Linked DNA regions of Homo sapiens: all the other regions are linked to region 1. A link is a loop called in an ENCODE intact Hi-C map of the cell type or tissue named here. Cell type or tissue: endothelial cell of umbilical vein. All regions are shown on one strand.

The links. Hi-C counts contacts between places; a loop is a spot of excess contacts. Peaks named below come from ENCODE experiments on the same cell type or tissue, not always from the same donor. Only the 100,000 strongest peaks of a DNase experiment are listed, where the experiment ranks them.
Region 2: a loop joins it to region 1, with 9 times the contacts of the local background. A loop is called at or near these places in 14 of 110 quality-filtered maps.
Region 3: it touches region 1 in a loop (10-fold over the local background); 2 of 110 quality-filtered maps call a loop at or near these places.

Annotation. Positions count from the first base shown.
Region 1 is chr5:63,962,361-63,964,860 of GRCh38, forward strand. It overlaps HTR1A (5-hydroxytryptamine receptor 1A), which reads right to left and starts at 85. Exons shown (of 1, transcript NM_000524.4): 1 at 1-85. In endothelial cell of umbilical vein, a CTCF peak has its summit at 965 (motif pointing left); a DNase peak (open chromatin) is centred at 941.
Region 2 is chr5:62,442,656-62,445,155 of GRCh38, forward strand. IPO11 (importin 11) reads left to right here. Exons shown (of 30, transcript NM_016338.5): 3 at 328-428. It also overlaps the pseudogene RNU6-661P. Among named protein-coding and RNA genes, the nearest start is that of IPO11, 31 kb to the left of the region's middle. In endothelial cell of umbilical vein, a CTCF peak has its summit at 1,282 (motif pointing right); a DNase peak (open chromatin) is centred at 1,266.
Region 3 is chr5:64,205,954-64,208,453 of GRCh38, forward strand. The region is part of intron 2 of RNF180 (ring finger protein 180); the gene reads left to right. Among named protein-coding and RNA genes, the nearest start is that of RNF180, 41 kb to the left of the region's middle. In endothelial cell of umbilical vein, no CTCF peak of the experiment used is centred here; no DNase peak of the experiment used is centred here.

The DNA of each region.
Region 1 (2,500 bases):
CCCGAGGAGTGCCTCTTTCCTCTGGGTCCCCGCCCTCCTCTCCCTCTAGCTCAGCGTCTTTGCATTCGAGTCTCTTTTTGTCAACAGAGACTCAGAACTCACTTACACACACCAGATCCCTGCCGGTCAGACCAAGGTTGTAACAAATAAACTCCGCCTCCAACCCAGCAAAACTGGGGTTGGAAAAACTTGGGGGAGGGAATTCCAACTACTCCTTGCCTCATATTATCTGCCAAATTCTTAAATCGTGTCAGCATCCCAGAGTGGCAATAGGAGATGAGAAAAGGAAGCATAGGGAGCCTGAATGGGAAGGTGAACAGTCCTGGGTCAGTCTCCCAATTATTGCTAATTGATGGAAGAAGACCGAGTGTGTCTTCCTTTTTAAAAAGCTACCTCCGTTCTCGCGCCATTGCACTCCAGCCTGGGCGACAGAGCGAGACTCCGTCTCCAAAAACAAACGAACAACGACGACAACAACAACAAAACGGTACCTCCGTTATCATCTAACAGTCCAGCCTTACTCCCTCAGGGAGAATATTGCCTGTGACTTTTTTTTTAACGTTGGGGAACCGGGAGAGAACGAAATTATAAAGGACGTGTCAAAGGACAAGGAGAGGTAAACAACTGCATCTCGAAATGAAGAACAAAACTCAGTGTGATATATATTCTAAACACACACACACTTTTCCATCACTACTACACTTGTAATTTCAGTGACACTGCCACTTCCCATAGCTTTGTGGCTAGTAAATTCAGGGATGGAAATATTTTGCATATGTGTTCTAAGTGAAGCCTGGCATTTCACATGGCCTTTTGCACTTCTTACCAGAGCCTGCAAACCTCTGGGGGAAACTTGGTGGAATCCCGGTTCGCTAGCCGGCTAGCCTCTCTTAATCTCAGAAACTGGGTTCAGCACCTGGGACAGTTCTAAGCAATGAGGTTTTATGTCGCCACCTTCTGGCAAATGTTTTAGAGTGCCATCTGGAAACCCTTATGCAGAAATGAAGCAAGTATTGAGGAAATACAACAACTTTTAGAAAGAGGAAGACAGTTATTAAAAGACAAGGTAGTATTGAGTTTTGTCTCCTTCCTATTTTCTTTAAAAATTTATTTTAGTGCCCTCTTTTGCTCTGAACCTTATATATCAGGCCTATTATATGTTTTAGCTTCCTTCGAAAGCCTGAAGTATCTGTCATTCACAAGTTCTAACTGGGAATGCCATTTTAATAAAGCTAGGCTAACACTTTCACCTGTGTTGGTTTTGTGCTGTCATAACCTGAACTTTGGAACTGACATAAATTTACCTTTTGTTGGAGAAACGAATAGTATTGCATTTTCCAAATGATTTAACATTTGGAAATGTTAAATCACTGAAAATAAAGATACTTACAAGGGTTTGTTCTAAGCTGTTTCCTTTAACAAGAAAAACAAATTTAATCACATTTGAGCATTGGTAAAGAATGGGACTTCTAAGCAACTACAGTAAACATACCACACAACATTTCACTTATACATCCTGATTGCATGCCTGAGGTGAAAGGAATGCAATCTCAAAAGCAGTTGACACTGGATAACATGAACAGATTCACTACAGATTGCAATAATCTTAATATTGTGTTCAAATCTGAGCTCTGAATTTCATAGCTCTGAATTCTCCAAGCCCAAACAAAAGAGCAATCACCAAAGCATCAAAAAGAATCCAGTTGGGCCAATGCATTACAATACAGGACAGTGTGTTTGGATAAGGTTTTGTTTGTTTTTTTTTTTTATAGTTCAGTGCTGGGCACAGTTCCCACTCAATCATTTCAGCATGCCACCACAATGAGCCTGCCATTTGTGATGATTCATGGCATTGAAAAGAAAGAGATAAGTATACATGGTAATGCTGTTTACAGACTCTGAAGAAGTCTTTTTAAGATTTGTGAAGGTATCTATTTCCACTTCTAAAGTCTCTTCACAAATACAGAACTATATTTACAGTTAAAATAGAGTTAGAGGTCCAAAAATTATAATGGGAAAATATTTAAAAGCTGAATTATCTAAAATTAAACTTTGAAATTATAGTTGAGACTATAAACAAAGTAAAATAAAGGAAACTTAAAATTTAAGAAGCAAATATATGCATATCAAGAACATAATTAAGAATTGTGTCAAACAACACATGTAAATATGTAAATCACAAATAAATCAATAAATATGTTAGTTAGAATTCTGCTTTCATCTGTTGGATCCCAAATAGTTTAATAACTGACAAATTTATTTTTTCTCATCAAGAAAGTTAAAATGCTGTAAAATCTGGAATTAATATTCCTGAGGTATAGCATTTGTTATTCTGCTTCAATATGCTATGATGTAGAATTTATCAAAGTTTTTAAAAATCCAAAGTAATTCAAGTTTTTTCTTAGTAATAATATACATAATATATCAAACATTTTATTTCTTACAATTTAAAAGTTTTTAAAGGCACACTTATGAATACTAGGAGGGAAACAGAAGTATG
Region 2 (2,500 bases), 1.5 Mb before region 1:
CGAGACCAGCCTGGCCAGCATGGTGAAACCCTGTCTCTACAAAAAAAAAATACAAAAAATTAGCTGGGCTTGGTGGCAGGCACCTGTAACCCCAGCTACTTGGGAGGCTGAGGCAGGAGAATCTCTTGAACCTGGGAGGCGGAGGTTGCAGTGAGCCGAAATCGTGTCATTGCACTCCAGCCTGGGCGACGAGAGTGAAACTGTCTCAAAAACAAAACAAAACAAAACAAAACAAAACAAAGATCTGTCCATACTTTATTGTGGGTACATTAATTATACTTTTTACTTATTCCATGCTAATTCTAATATTATGTTTTTTATTTATAGAATATTTTCACCAACCACACTTTGGATATAAATGTAAGGTGGCTTGCTGTACTGTATTTTAAACATGGAATTGATCGCTACTGGAGACGTGTAGCACCTCAGTAAGTTCCATCACTTCCCCTATTCCTTGAGTATAATCCTTCCCAAATTCAGGAAGGTGTAAGAATACTTGTTTATGTAAAAGGATGTGTTAGCGCTTACTTCTGCAGCACATATACTAAAATTGGAGCAATACAGAGACGATTAGCATGGTCTCTGTGCAAGGATGATGTGGAGATTTGTGAAGTGTTTGATATTTAAAAAAAATGCAAAAAAAGTGTTTACTACTGAATAAGTGTTCTATTTAGGTAATGACAAATCAACAGCTATATTATTGTTTTCTTCATGGTTTTCCATTTGAGTGTGTGTGTGTGTGTGTGTGTGTGTGTGTGTGTGTGTGCGTGTGTGCGTGTGCGTGTGATGTTGGCCCTCTGCTTGCAAGGATCATGCTGAGTCAGTCATGTTGAACAAAAGCCCTCTGTTTTAGTCGTACCCACTTAAAAGGCTGAGGCAGGAGGATTGCTTGAGCACAGGAGTTTGAGATCATCCTGGGCGACATGGAGAGACCCCATCTCAAGAAAAAAGAAAGAGAAATATAAGGTTAGGATTTGGAAGAAAAAAAAAGCCATTCAGAAGGAAATCCCAGGTCAACTCTGAACCAGCTAGGTGTTAATTTCTGAGTCTTATGCATTCTTTCTCTATGGTGGGAATGGAGTAGTATACATTTGTAATCACATTAGTATTCAGTTATAACTGCTATGTACGTGGTTAACAGATTTAGTAGTTAATTTTACATGTTATATAATCAATGCAAAATCATTGTAGACATGACCCTGGGATTTGTTTGATAGAAAATATGGTAGTGAATTTTGCTTAAGAAGTAACATAATCTGTGTTTTCCAGTAGATGGCACTATAGCTCTCTAAATTCTTAAAAGCCGTAAGACCTTTTTTCTCAGTCTGAATACTTCAAAATGCATATAAAACATGTCCTTGAATAATATTGGAAACAACAAGAATATTTTCAGGCTGCACTTGGGATACTATATTACGGTTTAAAGCAGACATGTCTTTTTCTTTTTTTTTTTTTTTTGAGACGGAGTCTCGCTCTGTTGCCCAGGCTGGAGTGCAATGGCATGATCTCGGCCTACTGCAAGCTCTGCCTCACGGGTTCAGGCCATTCTGCCTCAGCCTCCCGAGTAGCTGGGACTACAGGTGCTTGCCATCTTGCCCCGCTGATTTTTTGTGTTTTTAGTAGAGCCAGGGTTTCACTGTGTTAGCCAGGATGGTCTCGATCTCCTGACCTGGTGATCCGCCCGCCTTGGCCTCCCAAAGTGCTGGGATTGCAGGTGTGAGCCACTGTGCCCGGCCGGAGTAATTTTTTACATAGGATTAATTCATAATTTTGGAGAGAAATATGGTAAGTAGTGATGAGAAAATGTGCATTATTTGTTTATAGGCAATGGCCCAGCAGCACTTTTCTACTGCTTTGTCCAATTGAATTTTACGTGTCTGCTAAAATTCATTTTGTTTTAGTGGTTATATAAAGGATACAATTATAAATGCTTGTCTTGGCTGGGCACGGTGGCTCACACCTGTAATCCCAGCACTTTGGGAGGTCGAGGATCACCTGGGGTCAGGAGTTCGAGACCAGCCTGCCCAACATGGCGAAACCCCACCTCTTCTAAAAATACAAAAATTAGCCAGGTGTGGTGGCGGATGCCTGTAATCCCAGTTGCTGGGGAGGGTGACACAGGAGAATCACTTGAACCTGGGAGGTAGAGGTTGCCGTGAGCCAAGAACGTGCCACTGCACTCCAGCCTGGGCGACACAGTGAGACTATGTCTCAAAAGAGAGAGAGAGAGACATATATATATGTATATATATATAAACATACATATAAATATATATATAAATGATTGTTTTGAAGGGAAAGTAAATTATTAAATATTTCATGTTGTACTTTTACATAATGAATTAGAACCTAGAATTTAGCTTAAATTTAAAAAGTTATGAGATAATTTATACAATATTAGGTAGTTAAATCCCAAGCTGTCTCTTTTAGTATATATTGAAATAAAAGCTGGAAAGGAGAGGATGCTGGAGCACGAGTGGCAGTTTAGTAATTGAACTTA
Region 3 (2,500 bases), 240 kb after region 1:
TCAAGGGACGAACATTCTCTAGGAAAAAAAAAGTGTTGATGATTCGTGTTAAATGTTAAATGAGATCTAGAAGATCAGACATTTCCTTCAGTGTGCAGATTGTATACTGCACAATTCTAGAGGGAGCTAGTTTGTGAAAGGTTTGCCCTGGATTTGTGCAGTTAGCATACAAACTATATATCCATATGTAAAGACCCTAAATGAGAGTTAAAAGTGTCCATTGGTTTTAAAAGAAATCGTTGGTCAACATTCATTGTAGTTATGAGACTTTTAGGGGCAGTTACCAAATTCTACTGGGTTCAGATAATTGGGAGCTGAGGGATGGTCAAACACTTACAATAAAACACTTTAATTATTAGGTTATGACTTCTTCCATCACCAGGCTATGAAGTATTTCATCTGTATAACACCATTGCCAATGCAGTGGCTGACATGAATAGGACTGATGAATGTTGAATTGATTATTAGAGTATATACCTCCTCCCTCATGTTTTTTGGTTAGATAATTTGCTTATTTTCTCTCTGGCTTTATTATTCTGGTGGTATTTTTCCTTCAATGGCTGTAATACTGAAATAAATATTTTTATGCTTATTACATTTTTAATACTTTGTGTTCGCTCTTCTTAGTGATACCGTATATTTGTTCCATACTAGTCTTAGCACATGCTATGCTATGGACTGAATTGTATGCCCTCCAAGTGCATATTTTAAAGGTGCAGTGTGACTATATCTGGAGATAGGGTCTTTAGGAGTTAATGAAGGTTAAATGAGAGCATAAAGATGGGGCCTTAATCCAATAGGACTGTGGCTCTATAAAAGGAAGAAAAGAGAAAGAGATCCTGTGAGGACACAGTGAGTAAGCAGCCACCTGCAGGCTAGAAAGAGAGCCCTCGCCAGAGCCAGAACATGCTGGCACCCTGATCTCAAACCTTCAGCCTCTAGAACTGAGAGAAAATAAGTTGCTATTGTTTAAGTCATTCAGTCTCTGGTATTTTGTGATGGCATCCCAAGCAGACTAAGACCACACACGTCCTGTAATAGGAACTGGAAACTCAAAGATGAGCAGAAGAGAAATGGTATGTCCTTATGAAGTTTTCAGGATTTATCATTTAATCTTCTATTAATATTATAACAATTATAAATGTATTCTAATTATATTATAATCATATTAAAAGTTTGATATTTATAACTTAATAGTGAAATAATTTAATATTTATAATATTGACCAGTTATGTAAATATTAAATATTGATTACTCATATAGATATAAATTATTAGCTGTTTAAGTGGCAAAAAGGAAAAGTATAGGAAGCCATAAGAGTAGGATATAGATAGAATGCTGGACCTAGCTGTAAGGCTTTTCTGAGGAAGTGACCTGTGTAGAGATATGATGGATAAGTGAGGACAGTACAGGTGGGAGAACATTCCAAGATTCAGGACCAGCGTGTTCAAAGGCCCTGTGGTGGATCTCCGGAACTAAAATAGATTGCCACTATTGGAGTTCAGAGATGAAGAGGGAGTTTGGCAAGATCTGAGAGTAGAAAGTTGGGTGTTGTTCAAATCATGTATGGTCTTGTAAGTCAAAGACTTTGATCTTTATCGTAGGAGCTGGCAAGTCAGTGGGAGGAAGTAACATGACTTTTGAATTTTAAGATTATTTTGGTAATAGTGTGAAGAGTGAATTAGAAAGGTACCAAGAATTGAGGCAGGGAGCCTGTTTGTTTTTTAAGTGAGGCTTTCATTTTTTTCAATTCATTGTGACCTTTTGATTATAAAAAGTTTTTACCCTTAAAGTACCTTCTCAAAGTACAAATAGACAAACTAGGCAGTCCAATAGAATTGTGGTTCCTTTACATTTGTGACACTTTAGACAATTAATAATGTTAATTTAAATGACATTTTTGTTACATAGTCTTTTCCCTGTGGTGTTAGCTGCGGTAGTCAAATAATATAGTTGGCTCACATTTAAAGAATTAGCTGAAGGAATGTTATTGCTTACTTTGGAAATGCAAAGGGTTAAACATCTTCCAAAATATTATGTAATAATATTATCAACTTTTTACATGTAACTTGTTACACTTAATTAAAAATATTAAAGATCACATAATGATAAAAAATAAGGCATCAAATTTGTAATTTTAAAATTAAGTGATATTTTTCTGTTATAGAAACTGAGAATATTCCCAACACTTAAAGAAAAAATTAAAATAATACATTGGCTCCCTCTGCTGCTTGAACAAATTATTTCATTTACAAACATAATGTTGTCAACATTTTTCTGACATTATTACATGAAATTGCTATTACTTTCTCCTCCTTTTCCTTCCTCCTTCCTCCGTGTGGGAGATTTGAGACAGAAAGAAAATCTGTTTAGTAATTTTTTTACAATCCTGGTAAAACAGTTCTAATTTTCAGTCAAATTTTTCCCGAGGAGATAACTTGTTGTGCTAATACTTTGATGGCTTTAAATTCCTAAAATTGGGTTGCCTCCAGTTTCATCA